Linked DNA regions of Mus musculus: regions 1 and 2 are each linked to region 3. A link is a loop called in an ENCODE intact Hi-C map of the cell type or tissue named here. Cell type or tissue: gastrocnemius. All regions are shown on one strand. Each heading gives the region's core, and the rest is flanking DNA. Links, peaks and the distances in the headings are about the cores only.

Region 1 (10,333 bases), core at 2,434-7,433, 260 kb before region 3:
CCTGGATTTCTGGATGTTTTGAGTTAGGATCTTTTTGCATTTTCCATTTTCTTTGATTGTTGTGCCGATGTTCTCTATGGAATCTTCTGCACCTTAAAATCTCTCTTCCATCTCTTGTATTCTGTTGTTGATGCTCACATCGATGGTTCCAGATTTCTTTCCTAGGGTTCCTATCTCCAGTGTTGCCTCACTTTGGGTTTTCTTTATTGTGTCTACTTCCTTTTTTAGGTCTAGTATCGTTTTGTTCATTTCCATCACCTGTTTGGATGTGTTTTCCTGTTTTTCTTTAAGGACTTCTACCTGTTTGGTTATGTTCTCCTGTTTTTCTTTAAGGACTTGCAACTCTTTAGCAGTGTTCTCCTGTATTTCTTTAAGTGAGTTATTAAAGTCCTTCTTGATGTCCTCTACCACCATCATGAGATATGCTTTTAAATTCGGGTCTAGCTTTTTGGGTGTGTTGGGGTGCCCAGGACTGGCTGAGGTGGGAGTGCTGGGTTCTGATGATGGTGAATGGTCTTGGTTTCTGTTAATAAGATTCTTATGTCTGCCTTTCATCATCTGGTAATCTCTGGTGTCAGTTGTTATAGTTGTCTGTGGTTAGAGCTTGTTCCTCTCGTGATTCTGTTAGCCTCTACCAGCAGACCTGGGAGACTAGCTCTCTCCTGAGTTTCAGTGGTTATAGCACTCTCTGCAGGCAACCTCTCCTCTTGCAGGGAAGGTGCACAGATATCTGGTGTTCATACTTGCCTCCTGGCAGAAGATGAAGGTCCGAAACAGGGCCTGTCCCAGAAGATGTTAGCTTCTGTAGTCCACACTCTCACCTGTGCAGGGATCCAGGAACCAAGATGGCTCCCGAAGGTGCTCTGGCAATGCCCTCCCGGGCCGGGCAGACACCTCTCCTCTGGCAGGGAAGGTGCCCAGATGTCTGGAGCCTGAAACAGGGTCTGCCTTAGAAGCTCTGTGGCTCCCGCCTGTTCCAGAGGCTGTTAGCTTCTGTAGTCCACACTCTCACTTGGGGAGACTTGTGAGTGAGAGTCTTTTGACGAACTCCAACAAAGCTAAGATCCTTATAGCCTCTGGACTCCACATCCCTGTAGGCATCCATTTCAGCTACACCAGGCATCAGAAGGTTCTGCTGTCCCACTGCACTGTTGAAAAGGACCTGGGATATAACACAGAGGATAGATCTACTCAGACAAGCCTCAATTTTGATTAAAACATAACCTGCTTTGAGTTCTAAGCAAAACCAGGAACAGACATCATTAGGGGCAATTAAAAAGTCAGTAGCAAGTAATCCTCTCACAGCAGATTAGCACCTGTGGAACAATAGCCATTGTTCCCAACTTTGTCACCTCAGAATGAAAATACAAAAGGATGACATCACACAAATTGATATCACACAAATTGATAGCTTGCTCTCTTTGTTTTATCATATGTAAAATTTAGCAGAGATCATATTTTTCTGAGTCTAGGTAACCGTAAACACATCTCTATCATGTGCCAGGCAACAATGCTTTTGAATAACTTAGTATTTTTTTATTCATTCAATTATTAATATCCCAATAATGATAACAAAAATAGTTTAGAGTCAGTTTGGGACACTCTTGTCTAACTTTCAACTATTAACTTCAATTAAAAGGCATTTGCTAGATTAGGATAAGTTTTAAAGTAAAAGATAATAATTCTATAAAAAAAAACACTAAAGATATAGATAAGAGACAAGTCAGGCACCACATGCCTGCAATCCTAGGTCCTTGAGAGGCTAGGTAAGAAAATCAGGAATTCAAAATACTTAGTGAATATGAGGCCAGACTAGCTGTTTAAGAAAAGAAAAGGGAAAAAAAAAAGAGTGGCAAGCATACAAAAAACGACCACACACACATACACACACACACAAACGCTTAGTGCTGACCTAGAAAGACCTTAAATCTAATCAAAATGGAAGGAAGGACAAAAAGAAAAGAAAAGAGAAGAGAAGAGAAGAGAAGAGAAGAGAAGAGAAGAGAAGAGAAGAGAAGAGAAGAGAAGAGAAGAGAAGAAAAACAAGGGAAAAGTCAAAGAATGAGAAAATATGCACAAAAGGAGTTGGAAAATACAGTTTAAGCTTTAGAACAAGTGACTTTTACTAGAGTTCAGAGAGCCATTGCACTAATAAAAGAGTATGTTTGTGGTGGTCAGTCCTACACATGCATCTACCAGATAGTATAGCAGGAAACCACACAAATCGCAATTGATAGAGCTGCAAGGTGAAGTAGCAAACACCTTCACTGCCTCACAGAGTCTAGACAGCAAACCTGCCACTACAGCATTGAGCTGAGGATTCTGAAGGAGCCAAGCTGCTCCTAGATTAGTAGCATCCCCTGACACACATAACAAAAGGTAAAACAAAGTCCTCTCTGGAAAACAGTGATCCAGGCCCTCGAGATGCCTAAAGCACACAGATTGGAGTAGAGTCTACCCCAGTGATTTCATTTTGCCTTAGTTATCCCTTTAAAGGCCACATCAAACCCAAACTCATGCATAACATACAGGCATACACAAATACAGTTTGGAATAATTGCTCAAAGGAAGAAGTTACTGCAGTAACATGAAGTGATAAGATTAAAAAGTACTGAGTGGAAAAAAAAAACAATTTCTATGAGACAGCCTGGATTATGATGGTGTTTTGTGTAGATAGGAATAGAAAAGAAAACTAAAGAGAATATCGTGAGCATTTGGGATATCGTCCCTTTTAAAAGGAAAGATGGTGACAAGCTAGGGTTTAAAAATGACTCCAGGCCAGTAAGATGACTTAGATGGCACTTGCCCCTAAGCCTGATGACCAGCGTTCAATCAGCAGGACCACCATGATGGGAAGACAGAACTGACTCCCATAAACTGTCCTCTGACCTCCACACGTGCTGTGGCATGCACTCATGCTCACAAACACATACACACATAAAATAAACACATACAGTAAAAATATTTATGGAACAAGTGGTTAACCACATGTCAGACTCAGAACGAGCCTACAGTGTGAGTTAAGTTATTAACCATAATTTGGTGATGAGTTTAAGGGAAATTTTTTTCACACATCATTATTTATATAAATTTTATCACCATCATATTGACATCTGTAAAGTATTATGCATAATAACTCTTACACATTGTATATGTAAAAAAATATTGCCCAATAATACTAGACATGCTCAGAGATAGACAGTTTACCTAGCATGTATGTAAAGACTGGGCTGGACCCTTGACATCTTAAGAAAAACTTTTCTAGAGGAGAGGGTTGAAGGAATTATAGGTCAACAGATACAAAGTTTCAATTGGGAAGAACAAATTCAGGAGTTCTATTGTATAATGTGGTAACTGTGCTTAATAATAGTGCATTGAAAATAGAAAATTGCTAATAGGTTACACTTCAAGTGGTCTTAAGAGAAAAATAAGTTATAGTTTATATCAGATGGGAAGTGTGTTAATTGCATTGATTTAATAATAGTATGATGTATACATATATTTATAATTATAAAGAGTTTTGTCTATATGATTGTAGGTATTAATAACAACTACACATTTCCTTTTGTTTTTTGGGACAGATTTTTGCTATGGAGTCTCACTGGCCTTGAACTCATTGCAATCTCAAGCTCTTAAATGCTGGGCATACAGATGTGGGGCACTACACCTGGTAGCAACTGCTCTCATAAAAACATGTTTTCTATACATGTTTTCTATCTAGTGCTAATGTGTTATTTCATAGCTATCTTAATTTTTTGTTATATTTCTAGAATAATTATTTTAAACTTGCACTTATTTATTTGAACGTATGTTGTGGAAGTCATACATGGAGAACAACAAGAGTCAGTTCTTTTTCTCTACACGTGGGTTCTAGCTGTCAAACTCTTGGGCTGTCAGGTTTGGCAGCTAAATGCCTTTGTCATCCGAGCCATTTTGTTAGTTCTATAATAATTTGGCGATAAAATTAGAGTTACACATTCTTTCTTTCAAGTAATGTTATATACTGTTTTATTGTCAGTACATGCACAATGGTAAACATAGAACTATAAATATATAATGTCATTAACAGTAGAAAACAAAACTGTTACCGTAGGGAGAGGGTATGAAGTAATATCTTTTCTTGCTGCTAAAACAGAACAAAAACAAAGGAAAGAAAAAGCCTACAACCAATCATCCATTCAGTTCTGTCAGCTTATGCTCTTTACATCCATTCTACATCTTTTTCCAGCTGAGCGAAGTGTAAGTAAGTCTGTAACAATAGCAAACTGCTTTCATAATAGCCATTTGCTTTCCAGTCAAATTCACCTGATGTTAGGATAAAAAAAAAAAAAGTCAAGATGAAAAATCAATGTATCCTGGTTCCAAATTACCTAATTTGGCCATTCATCCAAAATGGTAATATTTGAAAGTTGGCTGCACATGAAAATAACTTTAGCAGAGGTGATTTAAAAAAAAAAAAAAAGTTTAAAAAAATACAAATAAATATATGTTAAAAGGTAACAAAATATCACCTTTGAGGTAGTTTTCCAAGACAGTCCAGGCAGTAGGTCAGTTAAAGTGTCAGCCCTGGAGAGGTAGAGAGTGTGAGCCCATTGGACAAGAGCCATCTTCTCTCTCATCAGGATCTGTGTTTTCATAAGACAATTTCATGGTCAAAGGAAACCAGGTTTCACCAATCGACAAAAAGGTGCTGGTTGACTCCCATGTCAATAATCAGTTTATCAAATGAGAAACAGAATAGTCAAAGTCACACGTGCACTTGATTTTTTTTCATCTGTTTCCATTATTAAGTTTATTCATAAGTGAAATTGATATTAATAAATACAACAAAAAGCATCATTCACAAAAAAAGATAAACCAAAAGGCTCTGCAACAAAACCTTGCATTGTAATAATTCTCATGGAAACCTAGGCAGGTGATTTGCAGCTTTCTTACGTGGTAAAAGAAGGGACAGGTCTTTAAATAAAGGTGGCAAGATCAAGAAACAACAGACACTATCGTCAGACTTACAGAACTGGCTGGTTCCATGACATTTCTCTTTGAGATCATCCCTAAGAAGTCGCATCTGACGACATGTACCACCACCACTTGAACAGACTCTGGCTGTAGTTCTGGAGTTCCAAGTATCCCTGCTTTGTCTCACATTATTCTTTAAACAGACTAGAATGTGTCCCTGGAACATGGATATTCACTATCGAATTCTCTTCAGTTGCAGCTCAAATGTAATACATTTTGCTTTTACTCTCTAATCAAAAAGTAGTTAAAATTGAACTTTTTATCCTAACTCTTCTTGTCTATGTGCAGTGCCTAGTGTGAGAAGAGAAGCACACTGATGGCTTGCTTTCCTTTCAACTGGATTCTCTGTGGTGGTGATAGCACTGGGTGCCCGAGGGGTGGGGGCAGGACACATTGTTAACAGCATGTCTCACCTTGACCACTAGATGTCAGCAACACATTCCCACTTACTACCTGATATCAAGACAGACAAAACCACCCTCAGAAACAGCCATTAATAACAGCCTTTGGTCAGAAATTCCCAGCTGAAAAACACTATTCTGAGACATTCCTGATGCAAGTGACATCTGCATTCTCCACAGTGAAACGTGGGGTTTTTTTTTATACTTCATTCCTATCTTGCCAAATGAATCTATTTTATTTTACCATACAAATGGCTTTCTTTTTTCCACATAAAACTCTTAACTTATTTAAGATAATGTTTCAGACAGTATTTATTGATAACTATTGGCTCAAAGTTATAGATGTATTATCAAATTACTAAAATGTATCAATTCACACCACCCTTATCTCTCATTTGAGACACTGTCATTGACTCTTCTAAACTTCACTGAAACAATAAAACTTTTTCTGTCAATTTTAAGGATACTGTATTTTCTGGTCTTTATAACGCTTTCTAGTTTCTAGAAACTATTCCTGATTTTTTAAAGTGGAAATCTTGCTTTATGTTTTTTTTTTTTTACCTACATTCTCTATGAAGTTGAATCAGGCGCACATAGAGTGAACTAACTATATACATATATATTATATATGTATATTTATATATGTATAGTATACATGTATATTATATATTATATATAACATATAGTATAATATATGCATAACAATAGGCAATGGGGCAGTTAAAGAAACATGAAATCGGGATACTGTCTTCTTACTCCATTGTCTGCAGTACTGTAACATCTAGAGATGTTGCACACCTGATGTTATTGTGAAAACAGAAGCAGCCAGTCTGTACGCCATTGCAACAGTCTCTTTCAGAGATAGAAATTACATGTTCCAAAAGCACTGGAAATTTTTGAAGGAAGATCTGTAACCATTTACTTTAACCCAACCAGACTCAGGAGTTTTAGTTCTAAATCTTTGGCATTAAGGATGGCCTCCTGAGACATAAGCTGCACAGATTTAGGACAAGGGGTCTGAGAGCTAGGAGTGGAAGCACAATAATCTCAGCACTTGAAGCAGAAGAACAGAGGGTGCGAGGTCATCGTTGACTTGTTCAAGCTGTAGAGAGTTCAAGGCCAGTGGGGGCTACATGAAGCCTCATCTCAAAAAGGCAAAACCAAAATAAATAAACAGATAGATAGATAGATAGATAGATAGATAGATAGATAGATAGATAGATAGATAGATAGATAGATAGATAGATAGATTGATTGATTGATTCAATAGTCTCCCACTTAAAATTTACTCATGTCCTTCTAATATTTATAAAAATCTAAGAGGGAAAGTAGACATTGTTACAGATGTTAAGGAAATAAAAGAGATTATAAGAGAATACTTGAACATGCCAACAAATTAGACCAAATGGACTTATTTCTCCAAGGAAATAATGCTGGGCCAAGGGAAATTTAAAAAATAAAAGTGACAGACAGATAACTCATAAGAGTGATTTGGAAATCAAAGGTATTAATTACATAAAGAAAAATCCAAGACCAAATGGTCTTGCTGGTAAATTCTACCAAAGAAATTAAAAGAATTAACTCTGATTTCTCAAACTCTTCCCCAAAACACAAAGAAGAGAGAGTATATTTCCTAACTATAGAGGATATGGTCAACCCAATGGCAAATGCAGACAGAGACACTACAAGAAAGCTATTGTCTTAGTCAGGGTTTCTGTTTCTGCACGAACATCATGACCAAGAAGCAAGTTGGGGAGAAAGGGTTTATTCAGCTTACACGTCCACATTGCTGTTCATCACCAAAGGAAGTCAGGACTGGGACTCAAGCAAGTCAGGAAGCTGATGCAGAGGCCATGGAGGGATGTTTCTTTCTGTCTTGTTTCCCCTGGCTTGCTCAGCTTGCTTTCTTATAGAACCCAGGACTACCAGCCCAGTAATGGCACCACCCACAATGGGCCCTCCCTTACAACTGGATCTCCTGCAGGCATTTCCTCAACTGAAGCTCCTTTCTCTGTGATAACTCCAGCTTGTGTCAAGTTGACACACAAAACCAGCCAGTACAGCTATCCAGCAACAATCTCATCTGAAGATATACCCAATAGCCCTCAGCAAGATGCAACTCAACCAAAATGAGCAGCACATCAAAAGGGTTGTGCCAGACATGTTTCTAGAACTACATGAAGGGAAAAATATTTCCTCTGTTTGAGACAGTCACAGACAGACAGACTGGGTTCAGACTCTTGATCTTCCTGCTTCCCCTTCCCAAAAAGTATTGGAACTGTAGAAGTGTGTTGCCCCTGTATAGGATAGTTACCTTCAAGAAAAGATTTTGTACACAGACACAAGCACAATGTAATAAGTGATTTCATTGTAGCATATCACATATAAACATACCTGATCATATTTACATCTTGTTTATGAAAAACCAATTATATATATATATATCCTTATAATGGGAGGTTGTGCAGAGCATAGAAACACACATAGCTATCTCAATGGATGCAGAAAAATCATTTAACAAATTTTATCCATTTCCATGATAAAAATGTTTCATGAAATAGGAATGGAAGTTTTTTTTGGGGGGGGGGGGTTTCTCTGTATAACTCTGGCTGTCCTGGAACTCACTCTGTAGACCAGGCTGACCTCAAACTCAGAAATCCGCCTGTCTCTGCCTCCCGAGTGCTGGGATTAAAGGCATGTGTCAGCTTCAATTTTTTTTTCAACTTGACAAAGGCAAACAACTCTACAACTAATATGATTTTTAATTACAAAAAAACTGAAAACATTTCCCTTAAAAGGGGTAAAACCTGACATCTCCATTCTAGGAAGTCTTGGGCAAAAGAACTACACAAGGAAAGGGAAAGGGGTCCAGATAAGATGGCTCAGATGATAAGGAACCCACTGCCAAGCCTGATGACCTAAATTCAATCCATGGGACTCACATGATGGAAGGAGAAAAACCAATGTTCTTTAATGACAAGATATAAAACATATGCCTTTTTAATGAGCTTTTTACCTAAGCACTTACTTCTCAAGCGCTACTGTAAACAGGCCTGGTTCCTTCTCTTCCCTTTGATACACTGTTAACTGTATAAGAATTGAACTCATTGTTACTGTATAAGAATTGAACTCATATTTGTGTGTTCATTTTATATTGTGTAACTACTGGATTTGTTTTTTATTTCTAGTACTTATTTTATTATTTTTAATTATGTGTATATGTTTGTGTCTTTGTTGGGGTATGTATACATAAATAACTGTACCCACAGAGGCCATCAACTGCCAATGGCTTCTCAGTTAGCAATGGGGCCATGTGAGCCACTTCCTGCTCTGTACTGGAGTGCTTCCTTAGGGTTTCTTACATGAAGGCAAATGAGGGTCTATTTACAGAATCATTCACAATTTACCAGTGGCTACAACACTGAACATCTCTTTCCTCTACAAACCATTACCTCCACATATGTCCTCGGGGATGAGTGGGGCTTCATAAGCTCTACCCAGGAGACTTATACTTTTTATAATATATTCTAATAATTTTATAATATATATATTCTTATAATGTATATATTCTGTAACACCCTTCACTCTGTATATATATACACATGTTCATGTGTGTGGAGGCCAGGTGTCAGTCTCAGGTGTCTTCCTCCAATCACTCTCCACCTTGACTTTTGAGACAGGGTCTTTCTCTAAACATGGAGTTTAGCTAATGAATTCCATCAAACATCTTATTTCCATCTCCCCAGGTCTGGTTTTATAGAATGTGGTGGTTTGAATGAGAATATCCCTCATAGGTACATATATTTAAATCCTTGTTTCCCAGTTGGTGGAACTGTTTGAGAAGGATTAGGAGGTGTGACCTTGTTGGAAGAAATATGTCACTAGGGGAAGGAAGGCTTTGAGGTTTCAAAGCCCATAGCATTCCCAGTTAGCTCTTTCTCTACTTAGAGCTTATGGATCATCTGTAATCTCCCAGATGCTGTACCAGCACCATGCTTGCCTGCCACCATATTCCCAATCATGATGGGCATCAACACATTCTCTGAACTCTAAGGCCCTAATAAATGTGTTATTCTTTAAGTTGTCTTGGTCATGGTGTTTGCCATGGCAATAGGAAAGTAACTAAGACACAGAAGGACACAAATGCACAAAGCTTTTACTTATATGCTGGTGACCAGAACTCAGACCCTCATACTTGCACCAAAAGCTCTTTACCAACAGAAGCATCTCTCCAGTCCTTTTTTTCTTTTTTGAGATAGGGTCTTATATAGCTCAGGCTGGCCTCAAACTTTTCATATAGCCAAGGTGTTAGTCTTGGGATCCTGATACTTCTATGAATGCTTCCAAGTGCTGGGATTATAGGCATAAACAACTACTCCCAAGTTTAAAGTTTTTATTTTTCCAGAACTGAGACTCAGTACCTAGCCTACACTAGCCTGGAAATTTGTAACACTCTTCCTCCTTGGCCTCCCCAAAGTTTCTACATTCCTCTACCCGACTTGTATAAATGTATTATTAACTGTGTACATATTCTTTGAAACCAAATTTAAAGAAAACTTAAAGAATTAAAAAAAAAAAAGACTTGGTTCTTAAGCCATAATGAGGATTCATTAGGTTCTTGCTAAAAAACAAAATTACCTCACCCATTAATTGTCACCTAGCAATCTCTAATACATACATAGCTTTAAGGGTAGAGATAGTCAGAAGAAGAAAAGGTATTCAAGTAGCCACCTACTTTGTCGTTTTGTCGTCTTGGTAACTAAGGCAGCTGTGGGAACTGCTTTCTATTATTTTCTAATCTTGCCACGGGAGGGAAAAAAAAACCTGTAAAATTAGAAAGCAGATGTGCCAAGGGTATAATTAATCTCCCTGAAAATGAGCCATTAAAATAACATCAATGGCCATAACAAAAGATA
Region 2 (10,333 bases), core at 2,810-7,809, 190 kb before region 3:
GCCTCCTGGGCCCCTGGCTCCTGTTGCAGATACAGCCTCTCACAGCCACCCCCACCCCCACCCCCACCCAAGGTGTGTAGCTTTCAGTAATGGAGGCAATACCCAAGTTCCTGGTATTCTGTCTGGACTCCACCCCCACAGTTACCTGACAACAGCCAGGATGGCCCAGCCCTCTATAAAAGGGGCTGTTTGCCCCTTCCTCCCTCTCTTACCTCTTATTCTCTTGCTCTTACTCTTGCTCCCTTGCTCCCCCTCTCTATGCCTTCCCTTCCCCCTCTCTCCAAGTGGCCATGGCCAGCCTCTACCTCCCTACTCTCTCCCTCTCTCTGCCTTTCTGCAATAAACTCCTTAAAACCATGGACTGCCTCTTCTCATCAGGGCCCACCATGCTGGAGCAATGGAGCAGGTCTCCCTCTAACAAGCCGCGCATCAGCGGAACCCAGGAGCTTTCTAATGAAACTGAACAAAACGGGCTCCTCTTAGAGAAGCCCATGCTTGCCTGTCCTGTGTGTCACCTGTGTGGAGCATCTCTAACTCTCATGCTTAAGTCTATATTAAAATCATTTAATTAAATCCCAACTCTGCTATGTTTAACAAAGAGGGAGAGTGTAAAGACTTAGATGTAAGAAAAAAGATAAGAAGCAACCATAAGCTGGAATGGTTGGTGTTGACTTCCTTCTGCTTGTAGTTGAAGAAACTGTTTACTAAATTCAGCTAAGGATTTCAACGGTCATGCCTAGAGCATGCCTAAGAAACACACAGTCCTTGATTATAAGAATTTGCCCTCCTAAAGTGTGCCAGCCTGTTTGTTTGAGTACATAAAGCGGTTTCTGCAGCTCACACATTCAGTTTCTTATGCAGGAAGAGAAGATTGCAACATTACAGATGTGTTGAAGATTTCTATGAGAGCAATGGGAGTTCTAGCCACTGTGATATTTATATTACATTGCAAGTGCCTTGGGCTGTTGATTTATTTATACTGTTTTAATAGCCTCAAAGAGTTACAAGTTTCCTGAAGTACCATTTTTTCCTTTCTTATAATAGATTTATATACCTAATACCCCTTGTTCACGAAGAAAATAATAATAATCTTATAGGAAACAGAATCCTGGAAAACCTAAGTCCTTAATGATGCCATTGGTAGGTTATTTCTCCTCCAGTGACACGAGCCAATTCAAACCAGATTAGATTATATCAAAGACAGGTTTAGTGGGACTCTGCTCTTTCACGAGTTCACTAGCCAAGGGGAGAGGGAGCGGGTGGGGGAGGGGGAGAGAAAAGGCAAGCATGAGTGCACAGAGAGTGAGAAAAGAAGGAGAAAGAAGAAGAGGGAGGAGGAGGGGAAAGAGGAGAGGGAGGGGGAAGGAGAAGGAGAGAGAGAGCATGCAAGTGCATGCAAAATGTCTGGCCTGGAAAATTCAGCATGGGAACGTGGTATGTCCAATAGGGACTGAGGGATGCTGGGAGAACCTGGAGACAGGTCTGCTTTGATATGTAAAATATGTGCCTCAGTCTCTTGTCCTAGGGTCCACCTCTGATTTTCTTAAACTTCCAAACCTCCAGCACATGAGTTTTAAAAGTAAATTTAAGATGCAGTACTAAAAGCTGTGTACAGCATATGTCCATGACACAGTAGATTTTCAAATTTAACCCAAGTTAAACCCAACTCAATGTTCAGGTCACAAAGTGGCTCCTCTGAGACCCATGTCCTATCAGTTATCTCCAAAGCTAGCCACAGTGCTCATTGCTAACATAGAGAATGGATCCAACTGATCTCTTGGTCTGCACTTTGTCCTGTAGCACCATTCATACTATATATTTGAAAGTGTTTCTTATACAAAGGAACTGTATATTATATATAAATCTGGCTTCTGGGGCCATCGTTTCAGCATTTGTTCAACTCTGCCATTAGAGTGCAAAGGTGCCTCAGACAATATGTAAATTCTCACGTACATTATTCTTCTTTGTTTAACTGCAAGAAGATTTATTCTCATCTCAAGATTCATAGGTCTCTATACTCAGAGTTTGCTCATTTCCTACATGGTACAGTATAGTTCATTTCAAACAAAAAGAAGCAATTACCTTTAGGCATTTGGTCTATTCTGCTTTAAAACTCTATTTCTATTCATCATTTTTTGAGGGCTACTGAGCTTTACCAAAGAAATCATCCCCGGGGAGCTTTTCTGGGAAGAATATTTCTCAGTCCTTGTTAAAAATAGCAAGACAGGTTTTGTTCAAGACTATTGCGGTATCGGAGAGACTGAATTCAAGTGGAGAGCTGTAACCAGTGCACAGATGAGGAAGCTATGAATTAAGAGGTTCATTGGGCTGGGCCTGAGGGTCTGAGGTAGAGTAGAGGAAACTGCATATTAACCATGGTGAGGGAGTTTAACTAGAGACAAGGGGGTGGTGGATAGATCTTAAAAACTGGTTTAGTGCCAGGCATGGTGGTGTACACCTTTAATCCCAGCACTTGGGAGGCAGAGGCAGGCGGATTTCTGAGTTCGAGGCCAGCCTGGTCTACAGAGTGAGTTCCAGGACTGCCGAGGATACACAGAGAAACCCTGTCTGAAAAAAAAAACAAAAACAAAACAAAAAACAAACAAACAAAAAAAACTGGTTTAATGAAATTAACTCATTTAATGAAGCTGAACTCAGCAGACTAAGTCAGAGGCCTAATGGAGACATCAGGGCCCAAGGGACACTAACTAAAGTGTGGCCAAGAAATTAACACAACTGGTTTTTGCCAGTGAGCATGATTACTGAGTCACACATTGTTCTTGACCCATGTGTTATGTCACTGTGGCAGAAAGTCTGGCAGGAGCAACCTAAGGAAAGAAAGATTGACTGTGGCACATGAGTTCAGAGGACCCAGTGTGTCTTGAGGAAGGAATAGAGGACAGGCCACTCAGGCCAGACTAGGAAGGAGAGAGGGAGGGAGCAGGCAGCCAGGGATAACACATACCTGAAGTCTTTATCAGAAACTAGGTGGCTGTAACTGTGTAGTTGTTTCAGGGGTCTTGAGTCAACTCCATTTGTCTATGGGTCCGTTTTGGTGCCAGTACTGTACTGTTTATGCTGCTTCGGCTCCATGATAAACCTGAGAGCAGGTTTGTAGTGCCTGTAACTCTCCTCCCTCTGTAAGGATGCTCTGGGATTCAGAACTTCCATGCTTCCCTGTGAGTTATAGGATGATTTCCCTAGGTCTGAGAAGAATGTTGTTAGAATTTTAATGGTGATTGCATTGACTGCTTTCAGTAATATAGCCATTTCCACAACATTGAATATCTTTGTCCATGAGCCTGGAATGCCATTCTCCATCTCCTGAAGTCTTCAGTTTCTTCAGTGTTATGAAGTTTTCATCATAGAGGGTTGTTCCTACGTACTCTATTATTTCCTTGAAGCTTCTAAAAAAGGGAATTTTCCCCTGATTGTTTTTATCTCAGAGTTCATTATTGCTGTACAGAAAAGTTACTTGGTGGTTTTTATGTATTGATTTTGTGTTCTACTGGTTTGAAGATGAGAGCATTTATGAGAGTTAAGAATCTTCTGACAGAAGAGTATTTAAACTTTTAACCATGGAGTCATGTCATCTGCAAAGAAGGATAATTTGATTTCTTTCCTTCCTATTTTTAATCTTTTTTTCCTTCCTTTTATTCTAGGGGAGGCTTTGAGCATTATGTTGAATAAGAGCAGAGAGGGTGAGAGCCATTGCATTGTTCTAGATTTTAGAAGAAAAGCTCTCAGGGTTTTTTGTTTTTTTTTTTTGTCAGCTATAGATGTTATGCTTTGTCTTAGTTAGGGTTTTACTGCTGTGAACAGACACCATGACCAATGAAACTCTTATAAATGACAACATTTAATTGGGGCTGGCTTACAGGTTCACAGGTTCAGTCCATTATCATCAAGGTGGGAGTATGGTAGCGTCCAAGGCAGGCATGATGCAGGCAGAGCTGAGAGTTCTTCATCTTCATCTGAAAGCTGCTATCAAAATACAAGCTTCCAGGCAGCTAGGATGGGGTTTTAAAGCCCACACCCACAGTGACACACCTACTCCAACGGGGCCATACCTCCTACTAGTGCCACTCCCTGGGCGGAGCATATACAAACCATCACATGCTGTATAGATCCTTTATTGTGCTGAGTTATGGGCACACTGTTGCTAGTTTCCTGAGGACTTTCTCATGAAGGGAGATTGAATTTGTTGTACGCCTTTTCTGCTTTGGTCTGGATGACAGTGTGGTTGCTGTAGAAGATGTGGTAGAGACACACAATGGAATTTTATGCAACTCTAAAGAAAAAGGATATCATGACCTTTGCAGGAAAAGGGAGACAAACAGCATCTGTTCTTTCCTACGCAGAACCTAAGTGTAGAAGTCTATCTTATGTGTGCATGCATGTAACCATCTATGTGTGTTTGAGGAGGGTGGGAAGTGATAGACATGTAAAACAAACTCGGCTGAGACCAACGGGGAGAAGAAAGGAGCCTGGCTCTGGGGATGGGTGGTGAGGGGGACATCAGGAGAGAGGAGTGACGAAACACACATTCACAAAGAGGCCGTCTTGAAACCCATTGCTTGGAGTGCGGATATAAACAGTAATTTTTAAAAAAGATTACATTGGAACATTCCAAACTTCCTTTAAAATCCTGATCTAGGAGGGACAGCTGCCTGCCACATGTCAGAGTGATGAGTTTGTCTCTGGGGACCTTGAGTAGCCAAGAGAAAAGACATTTTATTCATCCTGAGGAGTTCTGTAGTGAAAAGCCCTACCAGTGATTGATCGAAAGCAGGGTAAGCCCTTTCCAAATGGCACACAAAAACGATTTACTGATGGAAACAAGAGTTGTGGGGAAGAGGAGAAGCGCAGACTGCTGTTACTATGCATCACTGGCTCTTCTCTGGTTTTAAACACACTAATGTTTTAGTTTTAAATTTAAGTGAAAATTATTTTTTAAAAACTCGTTACTTGCTTTTTGAAGGAAAACTTCAGCAAGTTCCATGATCAATTGTCAGCAGGTGGCGCTCTCCTTTTCTCAGCAGGAACAGCCTGCCTCTTCTCGGCCACTAGGGGTCCATGTATAGTGTTTTTTTCTTCTAAGGAACCAGAAACTCACCAATGGGAGGAGAGGCCCTAGGTCCTGTGAAGGTTCTATGCCCCAGGATAGGGGGATGCCAGTGGGTGGGGTTAGAGAGCAGGGGGAGGGGAGAGGGAGGGATAGGGGATTTTCAGAGGGAAAACTAGGAAAGGGGATAACATTTGAAATGTAAATAAAGAAAATATCTAATAAAAAAAATCACAAACAAAACGAAAACAAAAAACCAGAAGCTCAAGTGGATTGATCTTTAGCGAAAAAAATTGTTTGTTTGTGGAGAGTATAACCACAAGTAGTTCCACACTGACCACACTAAGCTGAAATCATCAAATTCTCTGATATGGTCCATTTCTCTTGGAAGTTTGTTTTGAAAAGCAGATGTGAATTCATTAAGCTCTTCTCTTTCCCAGCAATCCCTGCCTGCAGGGCGGAGCAGCGCGTTGCTGCAGAGCCCACTCATTCCTTTACTGACTTCTGAGAGTTTGTGTAAGGCACAACACTTTGAAAACACAAAGATACCGGTTAAGTGGACAGAGTAAACACTGATTCTAAAGAGGAGACAAGATCTAAGGAGGTTTGTCTCTGACCCCATTTACACTCGTTTTACATGATGGGACCACCTACATGTGTGTTACTTGCATGTGTGTGCACATAGTATTTGTGTGTATGTGCACAGGCATGTGGAAGCCTAAGATTGATATTAGGTGTTTTCCTCAATCTAACTCCATCCTATTTTTATTGTTGAGACAACCGTCTCTCATGAACCTAGAGCTTGCTGATTTGACTGCACTGGCTGGACCGCACGCCCTGGGGATCGCCTTGTCTCTGTCTTTTGTGCACTGGGGTCGCAGGCACACCTGGTTTTTTTGGTGGGCACTGGGGATCAACCTCAGGTATCAACTGAACCATCTCCTCAGCCCTTTCTTTCTTTGAGTATGGATCTTGCAGCAATGCAAGGGATGCGTTTGTGCACATCCTAAAAGCTATTCACCCACAGTGGTGTTCTCTCTCTCTCTCTCTCTCTCTCTCTCTCTCTCTCTCTCTCTCTCTCTCTCTCTCTCTCTTTCCCTGCCACCCTCAAGTACTCTTCCAGCCTTAGCATCTCTGTGTTTCAGTAGCCCACCAACATATCTTCCCACCTACCCCTGACAACTTCCCATTACCTCCCATGCACCAACTCATGTCACTGTCTTTCTCTCACCTACTCCTGACTCCAATTAGCAAACTCTTTTCTCCATATGGTCTATCTCTGCTGGAACTCCTCTGCTGACTTTTTCTACAGTGCATTTCTTTCTCTATGTGAGCTGTGTCTTAGTTGTGTTCTATGGATGAGGAACTGGGTGATGATTCCTGTATGCCTTTCTGTTGATGAACCCTCGAAACTAGAGTATGCACTCACTCTCTTTATCATCATTTGGCACTTTCTGGGGACTTAGTGGCAACATTTCACCTCCCACAGAGAGAATATACAGCAGAATACTGAAAAGAGCAAAGAGCTAGATGAGCGAACGTCAAGACAGTGTGCACACCAGTCACTTGATGAGTAGAGAAAGCAAAAGAAACTGAAGCTGATCTTCTATTTTCTGATTTTAAGCAATTTGGCATTACTTGGTGACAGAAGTCTGTCTTGTTCTCATTTTAAGTAAGATGTGTAAATAATGAGGCCCTGCTGAAAGGTACCATCTGGGATTTGAATATGAAAGAGTAGAGACTTGTAAGACAAGGATCACCTGCTGTTCACATAGCTCCAGAAAACTTCACTTCAAGCTCAGTTTTTATCTGTAAAAGAGATACCATAGTAGCCATATTGGGCGCTCCAGGGCTAAATGGGCTTCCTTGGCTGTCTGTCAGGTAACTGCTCTTATAGTTCTGCTAAGCAGGCTCTCAATGAAGAGTGCCAGGAAAGAAAGGGGCACTGATAAGCCACTTCTCAGTGATTGACAGGTTACGATAGGTAAATTTAAGGGCATTGTTTGTACCAATGGCAGAACATCCGAGGGATCCATAACATGAGAGATTAATAGCTTCTTAAACCTTTACCCTGCCATTGACTGGAATCTGCATCCCAAGGGGATTCGTCCATACGATCGATCGTTTGGAATTACACCCTTTCTCCTGTTGTGCTTGGTGGGATGATTAAGTCATTCCCTCGGCAAAGATGTATTTATTCATGCTAAGAAACAAAACAAAATATGTGGTGGACTGGTGTGGGGGCTCAGAAGCTAAAAGTGCTTTCTGCACATGCCTGATAGCTTGATTCTGATCCCTGGAACCCATGGTGAAAGGACAGAAACAACTCCTGCTGGTTGTGCTGACTTTAAGACATGTACTATTGTACATAGGTGTTCTCGTTCTCTCTCTCTCTCTCTCTCTCTCTCACACACACACACACACACACATACACACACACACACACACACACACACTTTGCTCATTTCTATTCTTGATTCATGAAGCAGGGAGGGGCTTACAAACCGATATAGAGTCTTAAAAACTGGAACTGGAACTGGGGATAGGGTCCAGCACTGAGATCTAGCATGGCACCCTATGCCAGGCAGGCCCATCCAGCAAGTGCTTACTCTTTCTTGTTTTTCACTCAACAAAATGAAATATTTTGGGTAAAACTTGACTTGGTAATACCAATGTTGTGTATTACAGGATTAAAGTTCAGTTGTCGTATAATCATTCTTTCAACACACTCACTAAGCATCTACTATGAGTGTGTCTGGAGTCAGACAGAACCTTATAATCTGGGGAGGGGAGATAAATCAATTGATCAGTTGATTAATCAATAAGCAAACCAATGAGGAAAACACAGATACTGTGAGTAAATTCAGATTCCTAAGGAATGGAAGCTATTTTATTTATGTACGTATTTAAGAACATAATTCAGAGCCAGGCATGGTGGCGCACGCCTTTAATCCCAACATTCAGGAGGCAGAGGCAGGCAGATTTCTGAGTTTGAGGCCAGCCTGGTCTACAAAGTGAGCTCCAGGACAGCCAGGGCTATACAGAGAAACCCTGTCTCGAAAAAACAAAAATAAAAAAATAAATAAAATAAAAAAAGAACATACAGCAGCTGAGATTTTAGTAGGAAGAGAATGATAACCTTACTTAAGTTGGAGGAAAGTACAGTCCGGGCAAACTGACTTAGTGGTACAAATGCTCTCATGCCCAGCGAAACCTACAGCTTCTGACAAGACCTCTGAGCCTTGAGAAAGATGACAAGATGCAGGAGAAAACGGCAGGGGGCAGGCAGAAGTGAGGCTTATTCCAGGAGCCTGTGTGCGTTACACTGATGCTGGTAGCTTTGAAACGAGTTACATGTCTAGGCAAAACTGAATATGTCACAAATGTTCCCCAGCAATGTAAGAAGCATTCAAGTTCAGAGATGTTAAAACGTAAAAAGCTATGGTAGGGTTTGACTTAAGAAGTTGCCCTGCTTAGATGCTAAGGTAAATGTAGACTGGGATCAGGGATCAGTTCTCCTCTCTTCCATCTTTTGTGTCTGTCCCATTCTTATTTTTCCTTGTTGTGAATTTAGGCTCTTTCTAAATTGCTTATTCAACACAGAGAGGATATGCGTACATATATACCCAAGCCAGGAAAAGTAAGAATACTTCTAAAACCAACCTGAGAAATCCCAAGCATGAAAACGTCAGGTTGTCTTAGCCTTTTCCAGATAACTTCGTAGCGGATTCCCTACCAGCACTGAGCTATGGGTGCTTTTGTTTTGCCGATGGATGGCAGCACTGACACTACTGGCTTGGTCTAAGCGCCTCCTGCTCAGGGGGTTAGAATGAACTGAGAGGCTCCAAGTGGCCTTTGTGGGTTTGTTTGGGATGTAGGCTCAAGCTGTGGGTAGAATTCAGAAATCTGCTGAGATTTAACACTGTTCTGCCTGCAGGGCAGCAGCGCTGGGAGGGCCAGAAAGAGGCTGCAGGGAGCTGTGAGATTTCAGCTGTTACTCCCACTCTGCTGGGCAGTACCAGGCCCACGGAGACACTGTTTCCTCCCGAAGCCTCATGTCTGACACTCGCAGATTGCTGTTTATTTGCAATCACTACCCTTTATCGCAAATACTCATTCATGCTACCTTGACTTTCTTTTGCTTTCACAGCTTTCTAGAATTCCCTGTGTAAACTCAGATTCATTTTGTAGCACTTGCCTTTCACATCAGAGGGCTTATTATATCTTTCTGCCCTCTGCCACAGAGCCTACTCTATCCCACTTTGGATACTCTCAGACGAAGGTTCAAGAACAGTCTTGGTATTTCTCAAGGTTCTCTAGGGGATGGAACCCCCGGGAAGAATGTATATTAAAAGAGAATATATTAGATTAGCTCATACAATACGGCCAGAGTATGGTAGGTGCTCAGTCCATGGTGCTGCATGCCTGAGCAGTCCTATTTGCCATCAAAGGGCTGGAAGGTTCCTTTACCACATTGGGAGGCTGAAGAAGGTGGGTTCTGATGTCATTGTAGGATGACAATGACAGCAACAGGGTAGATAAAACCCAGGAATGGGGCAGAACAACTTCTCAGTGAGATGTGAAAACCACCAGCGGTTGAAAAGGAAAAGCTGTTCTTTGGCCTTCATTGACCTTCATAACCATCCCCTGACACTTGCTCGCAGAGGAGCCACTCACATACAAGATGGGTCTTCCCACTTCAACTAACGTCATGAGGAAAATCCCTCACAGACATGCCAGAGATTAAGATAAATCAATGATTCTCAAACTGTGGGCTGTGACCCCCCTTTGGGGGTTGAAGGACCCTTTCACAGGAGTTGCATATCAGATCTCCTGCATATTTGCTATTTACCTTATGATCTATAACAGTAGCAAATTATAGTTATGAAGTAGCAACAAAATAATACTACGATTGGGGGTCACCACACATAAGGAACTGTATCAAAGGGTGGCAGCATTAGGAAGGTTAAGAACCAGTGATCTAGAAAACCCACTGAGGCATCTCCAGAGGTTTGCCTCATGGGTGATTCTAGAGCCTGCCAAGCTGACAATATTGCCTTGAAATGCAGGTAATTTAGAGCCCCCAGTGAAGGGTATTTGTGGTGGATTTGGTTTAACGCTTGTATTATGTTAATTGAGTCCCCCAAATTGAGAGATTCTGCGTGTAAGACACTGAGGGTCCCTGCCCCCACGTGGCTTTGATTGGTAAATAAACTCGCCGGCGACCAATAGCTGGCAGAGAGACAGAGGTGAGACTTTAGAATTCAT
Region 3 (10,333 bases), core at 2,583-7,582:
GAAATTACCTGCCTCTGCCTCCCAAGTGCTGGGATTAAAGGCGTGCACCACCACGCCCGGCTCAAAGGGTTCTTTAGTAAATTCCTGATTATGCTATTCCTCTGAGCTAGTGAAAAAACCTGCACCAAAGGAATTCCCTTCTACTAACCCTTTCATGCGACAATCTACCTATTTCCTAGGCCATTGTGTATTCCTGTGGTTGGGTGTGACTCAGCTATTGTCCTAAGTAATTAATATGCAGACTAGCCCTGAGCTTTCCTAGTTCTGTACTTTGTAATGCCTGATTATTTTCACTGTCTATTTTCACTGTGAATTTGAGTGTTCCTGAATAGGTAACATTCTTACTGAATTCCAAGCTCAGGGTCGGCTTCAAGGATTTTCTAGGAACCGTTGGAACACTGGTGGAGGCTTAGCTATGTCAAAATCAAACCTTAAAGGCACTTATAAGAAAACAATACTGAAAGAGAGCACAGGGATCCAAACACCAGACTAACGTGGGGACAGGCTTTGAATAAACGGGCTATGGGAATGCCAAGGTTCCAGGAGGCAAAGCTTCCTTGAAACTCCCTGCCTCAGGACTGCTTCCAGGCTTTCAGGCCTGTAATGCGTGTCACTACTGGTGTGGATGTAGCAACTCCTAAATGTCACCAGTCATGGACCTTTACAATCTTCTTTCTTCTTGGCCTTTTGCTGTGTTCCTGGCCACTACTTCCCTGAACTGTCTTCTCTCTGTTTCCAACAGCCTCCATTTCCCCCTGATTTATCTCTACTGCTCTGTGTCATTCTGCTTTATGGCCTGTGCATCATACTGGTCTCTAACTTAAAATTTATTCTCTCCTGGACCAAAGGATCAATGATACCCACCACTCAAGAAGGAGGGAAGCCGTACAGTCTCACACTTCTTTCTGTTCCTCCCTTTGGGAAAACCTTGCTAATTAAGGTCACAGTCTACCATGACTAGATAGCTCCTCTGAGCTCCACAGAAAATGGAGGTCTCCCTTTACCAGCAAGGCTTCCCCTTTTCTAACCATGTCTGTGGATCTTGACTCCCCACACCCTTACCTGGGGAAGGTTGAGTAGTTCTTGGCAGACTTACAAACTTCCTCTTTTTCCCCTATAAGAATGTGCCCAGCAAGTACCTGAGATTCCCGGAAAGTCTCCATACAAATGAGGCATTCACAGAACTTTAAACTCTAGCCAATGATTTTCAGTTACCCTGAAAATTCCTTCCCACTCTCCAAGGTTGCTGTATACCCCGGTTCACCTCAAATAAAGTGTAGGCATACCAGCCCACCCCAAATATAGCTAAGTGAGATGTTTCACAGAAGACTGTCTATCAAAGAAGGCCTTCATCTTTAGAGAAGCACCGCTCCTCCCAGCAGGCCAGGAGATCCTAAAGCCCCACCCGTTCCAGACTGTGCTTCATCCTCCAAGCCAGTAGGGGGCATCTGACCACCCTAGAGGCAGGAAGCAGAGGATGAGGAAACCCAGCTGGACCCCCAAAAGGCACACCTTACCACACTCCCCCTATTCAGTTTATAATATTTTACAAATTCTGCCTTCTTTTGTTCATCCCCTCTCTTACCTGTTTATGTCCTTTCTTGGTATTTATACTAAAACACCTAGCTGGGAGGCATTAGAGTCTGCAGACAAGAGAGCCAGCCCTTGTGATTCTCAGGCATGCCATGCTGGGGACTGGGTCCAAGGCCCCACAGTAGCTGGCATCTGTGTTAATCCTTAGCCCATGTTACCACCAAGAACCATGTGGAAGTCCATGGCCTGAACCCAGGCTGTGCTGCCACCTGAACCTGAAAGAGTAGTAAACTCAGTGCTCCAAGGTATGCTAATCATAAAACAGATAGCGACATTCCTTCCTCCACCCACCCACTTCCTGGGTTCAAAGAGTGTTCATTGGAGGAAAGTCACCCTGACCCACCCTGACCATTGCTGGAACCCACTATGCAAAGGTGCTATTGCTAGGCACTCTTAGATTGTTAGGGGCTCTTAGAAACTGTCTTGAGAGATAACCTGACACTTGTGACTTTGTACTTCCTTGTGACTCTTAACTGGTATTTTTGGTATTTTCCAACAATGCCCTTCCCACCTCCTTGAGTTGTGGTTCCTTCCTTTAAATACCCCCTTACTCAGCTACTTGGGGCGCCACGGTCCTCTACCCCTGCGTGGTGTATGACCGTGGGCCCGAGAGCGCTCTTGAATAAAAATCCTCTTGCAATTTGCAGCAAGACCGTTTCTCGTTGGTGATTTTGGGGTGTCGCCTCTCCTGAGTCAGAACATGGGGGAGTCCTCACGTTGTGGGTCTTTCAAACCCATGTTGATATCCATGGTCCAAGAAGCTTCCAAGGGCCTTGTCTGGGTCTGCGGTCCTACTGCAGCAGAGGACCATGGTCCTGGTCTGGGCTACCTCCAGAAACTGTGAAAACCCATGACCCATGCTCCAGTTGACTGTGAAGAGCAAGGAGGCAACTTTTGCTGTCATATCTGTGACTCCAGATGCACAGCTGAGGGGGACACAGAAGGCTCCTGTGACAACTCCTACTCCCCCTCAACGACCCCCACCCCAACACAGCAACAAAAAGTAAGCCATCGAAACAGCCGTTTAAAAGTATGACAGAGATGCTGAACAGTAGTTCCATACAATTGATGGCTTCTAGCTGAGGTGTGGGATAGGACGGACTCAGTTTTATCTAAAGGGCAGGTCACGGAGAGTCTGACCATGCTTCAGTGAGTGTATGGATAGCACAAGGTAGGCTTGGTGTTCTTTCCTTCTTTCCTTCCTTCCTTCCTTCCTTCCTTCCTTTTTCTTCTTATTTTTATTTTTTACTTCTTTTGAGAGGAAAATCACAATAGGGTCAGACATGGAAAAACTGAGAAGAGATTGTGATTGGAATGCATGCTGTGAAACTCCCAGAGAGTCAATAAAAACATCATGGGGGGGGGGGAATAACACCTAGCTCGTCTTCCTGATCACACAGAGAAAGAACTTTATAAAAGCACAAAGTCAGGTGTGGTGGCTCGTGCCTATAATCCCGACACTAAGGAAGCTGAGGCAGGAGAATTGCTGTGAATTCAAGTTCAGCCTGGACTACATAGTGAATTTTATCTAAGCTATTGAATAGTGAGCTCTAGGCTCATTATTTTAGAACACCAAAAATACAATAGAAGTACAAACACTGCTACATTAAGACGAAAGTAAAACATTTAAGTCATCCAGGGAAGGTGGTTCCAGGGCTCCTCCTAGAACCTGGAACATCCCCTGGTGCTTAATTTCTTACATACAATAATAACCCCGTATAAACTGTATCCTCCTGTACTCTTTAAACTATCTCTAGATTATCAAGATACTTAATCAAGTATCAAGTCAACAGAATCCTGACTTGCTGAGGAGACAAGCCTCTAGACACGTCAGTGAGAGAGTTTCTAGATTAGGTTAATTGAAATGGGAAGACCCACCCTACAGGGCCCCGGCACCACTCCACAGCCTGTAACCCCAGGCTGCATACAAAGCAGGAAGCTAGCTGAGTGTCAGCGTTCCTCTCTGTTTTCTGACAGCAGATGTGATACACAAGCTGCCTCAAGCTCCTGCCACCATGACTTGCCCACCACGATGGCCTGTCCCCTCAAACTGAGACAAAGTAAACCCATCCTCCTTTGCTCTGCTCTTGTCACACTTGATAGCAGCAGCAGACAAGTAACTATATTATGTTCACAAGCACTTTTATTGACAGGGCTGTTGAGGTTTTGTCGTTTAATGTCTATTGCAATGCTAAGTGCAAGACCCCAAAACCTGGAGCATGCATGTGTAGCCCCTGTGACCCTGGCCCCAGTTAACTGTGATTAGTAAATAAAGATGCCAACAGCCAATGGGTAGAGGAGACATAGGTGGGGATGAGGTTTCAGAAGCCGTCATGGAAAAAGGAGAACGTGAAGGAGGGAGGAGAGCCGTGGAAAAACTGAGCCACAAGTATGTGGCTAGCCAATTGGAGCTAAGGGCAGCCCAGATAAACATATTAAGTAATAACTTGGGTTATCGATAGGAAGGTAGATTCTAACAGCATGGAGGGTGGGGTTGCTGCCCAGCTACTGTGCTGACTAAGGCTATTTAAAAATATAAAGGCTGTGTGTGTCTTTCATCCAGGGACATAAATGATCTAAGGCAGGGAAGAAGCCCCAGGCCACATTGCTAAATATTTTTAGTACACAGGGTTATGCCCTCAGCTCCGGTCTTGTTTTTCCAGCATGATAACACTATAAGAGCTTCACATGTCATAACGATGACGATGGAAATGAATGAATTAGTGAGTTAGTGAGTGTAAACTGAAGGAGAGAGATGGGCGAAGGCCAAGGCAGAGAACACAATAGCATACATAGATTAGGGAGTCATCCACTGAACTTAAATGATAGGATCTGGGAAACACTGGCTTGGCCCTGAGAAGCTAGAACTTACAGCAAGCAAACCACAGCGCCTGTGGCGGCTTGTATGCTCTAACCTGGAAGGTGCCAGATGAGTGATCAAAACAAGGCCACTTCATAAATTTCCCGCAGGCCTTTTGTCAAGTAACAGTTTCACAGCGTTGGTGAGGTGGGAGGTGTGAAGAGAGGAGCTAAAAATCCCTAAAACTTAAAAAAAAAAAAAAAAAATCCCTGAAATTGAGAAAGCAGTTGCCAAGTACACTCAACCGTGTGGTGAGGGCGCCACCTGGTGGATTTACACAGGATGAACAAAGACTGCCCAAGAATGTCAGCCCAGCCTCCTTCCAACGCTGAGTTCCAGACCTGCCTGATACAACAGAAAAATAATCCCGAACCCCTGAACCCTAGTGTAACTAAAACAACCCTGAATAACAAAAGAACCGATGGGGATTTTACTATCCCCAGTTTCAGGTTGTACTACAAAGCTATAGTAATAAAAATAGCATGATGTGGATACAAAAACAGACATGCTGACCCATGGAATCAAATTGAAGACCCAGACATAAATCTACAAGCCTATGGACAAAACTCAACTTCAAATGAATCAAAAACCTCAACATAAAACCAGATACACTGGACCTGACAGAAGAGGAAGTGGAAAGAGCTCGAGCTCATTAGCATAAGAAAAATCTCTCTTTGAACAGAAGACCGCCAGCACAGAAACTAAGATAAACAACAGATAAACAAGGAATACTTGGGAACCTAAGAAGTTTCTGCACTGCAAAGGACATCGTCATTCAGACAAAGTGTCAGCCGGTAAAATGGGAAAAGATTCTGTTACCAACCAGATATCTGATAGAGGATTAGTATACAAAAACCAAACTAGGTACCAAGAAAACAAACCAATTTTAAAATGGGGCACAGATCTAAACAGAAAATTCTCAAGAGGAAATTCAAAAAGCCTGACAAACTCTTAAAGAAATGTTCAACATTCCTTAGCCACCAGGAAATGCAAATCAAAACTATTCTGAGATTTCAAGATACACCTGTCAGAATGGCTAAGACCAATAAAAGAAGTGACAGCTCGCCGGGCGTGGTGGCACACGCCTTTAATCCAAGCACTTGGGAGGCAGAGGCAGGCGGATCTCTGAGTTGGAGGCCAGCCTGGTCTACAGAGTGAGTTCCAGGACAGCCAGGGCTACACAGAGAAACCCTGACTGGGGGGGGGGGGGGTGACAGCTCATGCTGGCAAGGATGTGGAGGAGAACACTTATCCATTGCTGGTGGGGGTGAAAATGTGTACACTCCCTGTGGAAATCAGTGTGGAGTTCCTCAGAAAGATGGGGATAGATAGATCTACCTCAACATCCAGCCCTATCGTTGGCATGTACCATACAGACACTTGCTCAACCATGTTCAGTAGTTCGTTGTTACTCTATTGATAGTAGCCAGAAACTGGAGGGAAAAAAGCTAGATGTCCCTCAACAAGAATGGATAAAGAAACTGTGGTACGTTTACACACTAGAGTATTACTTAGCTGTTTAAAAAAAAGACAACTTTTGTAGATAAATTGATGGAATAGAATAAATTATCCAGAGTGAGGTAACCTAGACCCAGAAAGACTAATATGGTATGTATTTGTTTATATGTGGGTATCAGCTGTTAAGTCAGTGATCACCAAGCTATACTCTGAAGAGCAACAGATAGATATAGGGTAAGGGAAAGGAAATAGAATATATAGTTATGGGTGGATGGGGGAGCCAGAATGGGAGAATAAAGAGAAGAAGTGAGAAGAGGAAGATGAGGGAGGGAACAGAATGAGAGGCAGCTAAATAAAGGGGCATTTGAGTGGTAATATGGAAAACTAACACAATAGAAACTACCTAAAATATATGCATATATGAAGGGATAGATAAGATCACCAAGTTATGGGGAGACAGAGTCTGAACTGGTTATCTCTTATCACCACATGAATCTTCCAATATTAGGATTGGGTTACATCTTATTGAGTTGTAGGCCAAGGAGTTTCATGGGAACCCCTCAAACAACCCAAGTCGTTGCTGAAACTATAGGTTGCTCTCCACAAAACTGAAGGGAAGGCCCTATTGCTGAAGACAATACCTACACAACCCATTGACTATGGAGAAGTAGAGGCAGTGCCTGCAAAGAGCCTTCACTCCTACATTCTAGCATCTTTGGAACACCAGAAGGGAAACATGAACATCATGCCGACCACAAACCTTTGATCTACAGTAGTGTCTTGCCTGCAACGTAAGTAGGGCAATGGTGGCACAAGGCTTATGGGAGTAACCAACCAATATAAGATTTGACTTAAGACCTACACCATGACATGGAAACTATACCCAACACTGCTTGGATGCAACAACCAGAGACTAGATTGCTTAGAGACCTAGGGTAAAACCAAATATTATTATTAAGGGGAAAAATGCAGCAATGAAATGACTCCTAATGACATTCTGCTATATTGATAGATTTGTGCCCTGCTCAGTTATCATCAGGGAAGCTTCCTCCTGCAACAGATAGAGAACGAGACAGGACAAAGACCCATAGCCAGACAGTATGAGAGTGAGTAACCTTGGAATGCTCAGCCCCAAGAGATTGTCTCTATCACATCCTCCCCTTGGGGCTCAGTAAACTCTCAGAGTAGGAAGCAGAAAGAGTGTAAGAGCCAGAAAGGATGGAGGACACCAAGAAAACAAGGCCCTCTAAATCAACAGGACCTTCACACATGAACTCACAGAGACTAAAGCCACAGCCACCGTGTACCAGCTCTTTCATCCAGCTGAGAAGAGAAGTGGATACAAGCCCCACTGGAACCCAGCAGCTGTCTCTAATTGATAACCACTTTGCAAATAAAAATAAAATTTGTTTCCTCGGAGGGAGTCTCACTGGGGAAACAAACCTCTCTTAAGGGTAGGCCCCATGGCCAGCAGTAGACGGCCGACACAAAACAACTCAGAAGCATCTTTGGAGGCTTCTTGTCTCGTAATGTCCTGATTAGGGCTTTTCCTCTTCTTCTTCTTCTTTTTTTTTTTTTAATTTTATCTTGTTTTTTATTTTTATTTTATTTTGTCTCCCCAACCCAGGTCCTTCGCATATATACTAGGTTTCCAGTTTATTGTTTTTGTTTTTTTTTTCTTATTGTTTTTGGTTTTTGAGGCAGTGTTTCTGTGTAGCCCTGGCTGTCCTGCAGCTCATATAGATTAGCTGGCTTCAAACTCAGAGATCTGCTTTACTCTGCCTCCTGTGTGCTGGGATTAAAAGTGTGTGCCACCACATCTGGCCAGTTTACTGGTTTTATGAGATTCTGAGTATGCAAATAACAAGTGGATCTATTTCTTATGCTTTTAATTTTTTTTGTGTGTGTGAAGAGCTCTTTTCTTCTGTTTTGTGTTTTGTCCTATTCCAATGTTAGCTTTGGTTTTATCTTATTATATTTTTTTACTATCCCTTAAAGGTCCCTTTGTTTTCTAATAAACAACAGAAATGGAATAGATCCAGCTGGGAAAGGAAGTGGGAAGGGCTGAGGAGGAGGAAGAAGAGGAAGAAGAGGAGGAGAGGAGGAGGAAGAAGAAGAGGAGGAGGAGGAGGAGAGAAAACTTTTATCAGGACACATTATGTGAGAAGATAATCTATTTTAAATAAAAAGGAAATGCCAAAATTAATTAATTAATTAATTAATTAATTAATTAATTAAAAACAAAAAATAAAAGTATATAATTCTCTGATTTTTCTTAAGCTTTCATCCTCTTTACATACATGCATGTGTGTATATGTCTGTATTTATTTTTCTATTGCTACTAGAACAAATCCTACAAACTCAGTGGCTTAAAACAATACATCTTTTTCAAAACTCTTACTGTTCTGTAGAATAGAAATCCAAAATAAATGTCGCTGGGCTAAAATCCACGAGATGGCAGGAGGCACTCTTCTGCAGGATCAGAGTTCTGAAGAATCTGTGTCTGCGCTTTTCCCAGCTATCTGAGACCCCCATGTTCTCACAGCCCCTTCCACCTTCAGAATCCTTCTGACCCTTCTCTGGCCACACTTCACACTCGCACATTGGCTGGGACAGGTTCCCTTCCCTTAAAGATTCCATTTCTTAGATACAATCTGTCTCCTTCTCTCCCCCGCCCCCAACCCAACCCCAGAATCTGAAGACATATAATCACACCTGTAAATTTCCATGTTGTTGAGGCTCAGGCAAAGATACCCTGGGATGGTGCTTTGATCCACTATCAGGCCTGAGAAGTTGCTCAGAATGCAGGTTCCTCTGACCTTGTCTGCTTTCTCTCCTGAGCACAGGAACAGGCTCACTCTGGAACTCACTTATCTGACCAAAGGGAGAAGTGCAATTGTCTTAAAAACCTCTCCCTAAGCATCCCATCAAATAACCAGGGAAGATTAACTACTGGGGACAGAGACTAGCCATCTCCACACCTCCTGCCCAGACAGCTTTTCCAGTTTTTCCTCTCTAGCACATGGATGAACTCCAGCGCTGAGCTGCACCTCCAGCCTCCCCACCCCCTTGCCTTTTCATCTATTCTTCTGAGGACAACTCCTGGAGATTGCTCAAGAGCCTTTATCTACCCACCCCGCCAACCTTTGTTCCTCTCGCACATTCCTTTCCCTACCTCTCCCACTGCTTGCTGACAACACCCTCCCCTCCCGAGGATTCCAAGCTTCTCCCTATCCGAGTCTCCTTTCTTCTCTACAGCTGGAGAATTATGAAAGACTTGACCATCAGATCCTTTAGAGGAGACTAATCCTTTGTTCTGGTTTTGCCCAGTCATACACTCCCTCCTCTGCTCCTTGCAGCAACACGGGACAGCCAGAGTAAGTTTGTTACTAAGACACATAAAGGCTTTTCCATGGCAGACACCATCCAGATTAAGTCTGGACTCTAGGCTTCTGTCCATTGTATATATCTTGGTTATCTCCTAAAGGAATGTGCCAGAAACAATCTACCAATGTCTACCAAACATTACTCAAAAGCAGACAGCATTAACAAGGATAACTGGCTTAAAAGAGAAGGTGCTCAGACTTGGGAGCCAAGTTGGTCTGAGTTCAATAAGGCTCTGCTATTTGTTGTACGAGAAGTGACTATCTGAAATCAAGCTGATCATTTTACATCTGACTCAGTTTTTCATCTGCACAATGGTACCATCATGCCAAATCCAGCAGGATGAAGTGAGAGGCCCTTTAAGAGTACCACATATCATGAAGTTCTAACTGAAAAGGAATCTTAGTTGAGAAATGGATGAAAGTCAATATTTCTTTGAAAGTCAACACAATTAATTAATGGGGACAGAACGCAGAGGTTTGTAGGAGTGGGTGAGTCACCGGGAAGAAGTGTGAGGAGACTGTTGTCTTTGAAGGCTTACAAGTGTATGCTTTCTTTATCAGAAAAGTATATATATATATATATAAAACAAATTTATCAGTACTCACTCAAAACTTACACATGTTGGATGTGTTACACTCCAATTATTTAAAAAAAAATTGAAGAGGAGAGAAGCAAAGGAGAAAAGAGTATTTTCCCAAAAAACACTTGGGAAGCTGGGAAGCTGGGTGGGTGAGGAAATCTTAGCTCGGGAGACAAGACAATGATCTCAGCTCTCTAACCCTGCCCACCACACCCTTCTAAGTGTCCTTGTACCACTTGTGGGTTTTGGAGCCTAAGGAAGAGGGAGAGAGCCTCATGCAGAAACTAGGACAACTTTTCTGCTGGCACAGATATGAGCATGCAGAGTAAAAGCAGATGAGCTCATGAAAGGGAAAGTTGGTGGAGAGAAAAGAGAGCCCCTTAAGAAAACAGAGAGGCCGGGCGGTGGTGGCGCACGCCTTTAATCCCAGCACTCGGGAGGCAGAGGCAGGCGGA

What was found. Hi-C counts contacts between places; a loop is a spot of excess contacts. Peaks named below come from ENCODE experiments on the same cell type or tissue, not always from the same donor. Only the 100,000 strongest peaks of a DNase experiment are listed, where the experiment ranks them.
Region 1: it touches region 3 in a loop (6-fold over the local background); 12 of 42 quality-filtered maps call a loop at or near these places.
Region 2: it touches region 3 in a loop (8-fold over the local background); 31 of 42 quality-filtered maps call a loop at or near these places.

The regions. Positions count from the first base shown.
Region 1 is chr8:68,761,521-68,771,853 of GRCm38, forward strand. No RefSeq gene overlaps it. Among named protein-coding and RNA genes, the nearest start is that of Ints10, 27 kb to the right of the region's middle. In gastrocnemius, for the core only: a CTCF peak has its summit at 5,438 (motif pointing right); a DNase peak (open chromatin) is centred at 5,421.
Region 2 is chr8:68,832,775-68,843,107 of GRCm38, forward strand. No RefSeq gene overlaps it. Among named protein-coding and RNA genes, the nearest start is that of Gm51577, 17 kb to the right of the region's middle. In gastrocnemius, for the core only: a CTCF peak has its summit at 5,027 (motif pointing right); a DNase peak (open chromatin) is centred at 5,037; H3K4me3 peaks cover 181 bases.
Region 3 is chr8:69,018,880-69,029,212 of GRCm38, forward strand. No RefSeq gene overlaps it. Among named protein-coding and RNA genes, the nearest start is that of Gm33103, 22 kb to the left of the region's middle. In gastrocnemius, for the core only: a CTCF peak has its summit at 4,725 (motif pointing left); a DNase peak (open chromatin) is centred at 4,710; H3K4me3 peaks cover 188 bases; H3K27ac peaks cover 1,382 bases.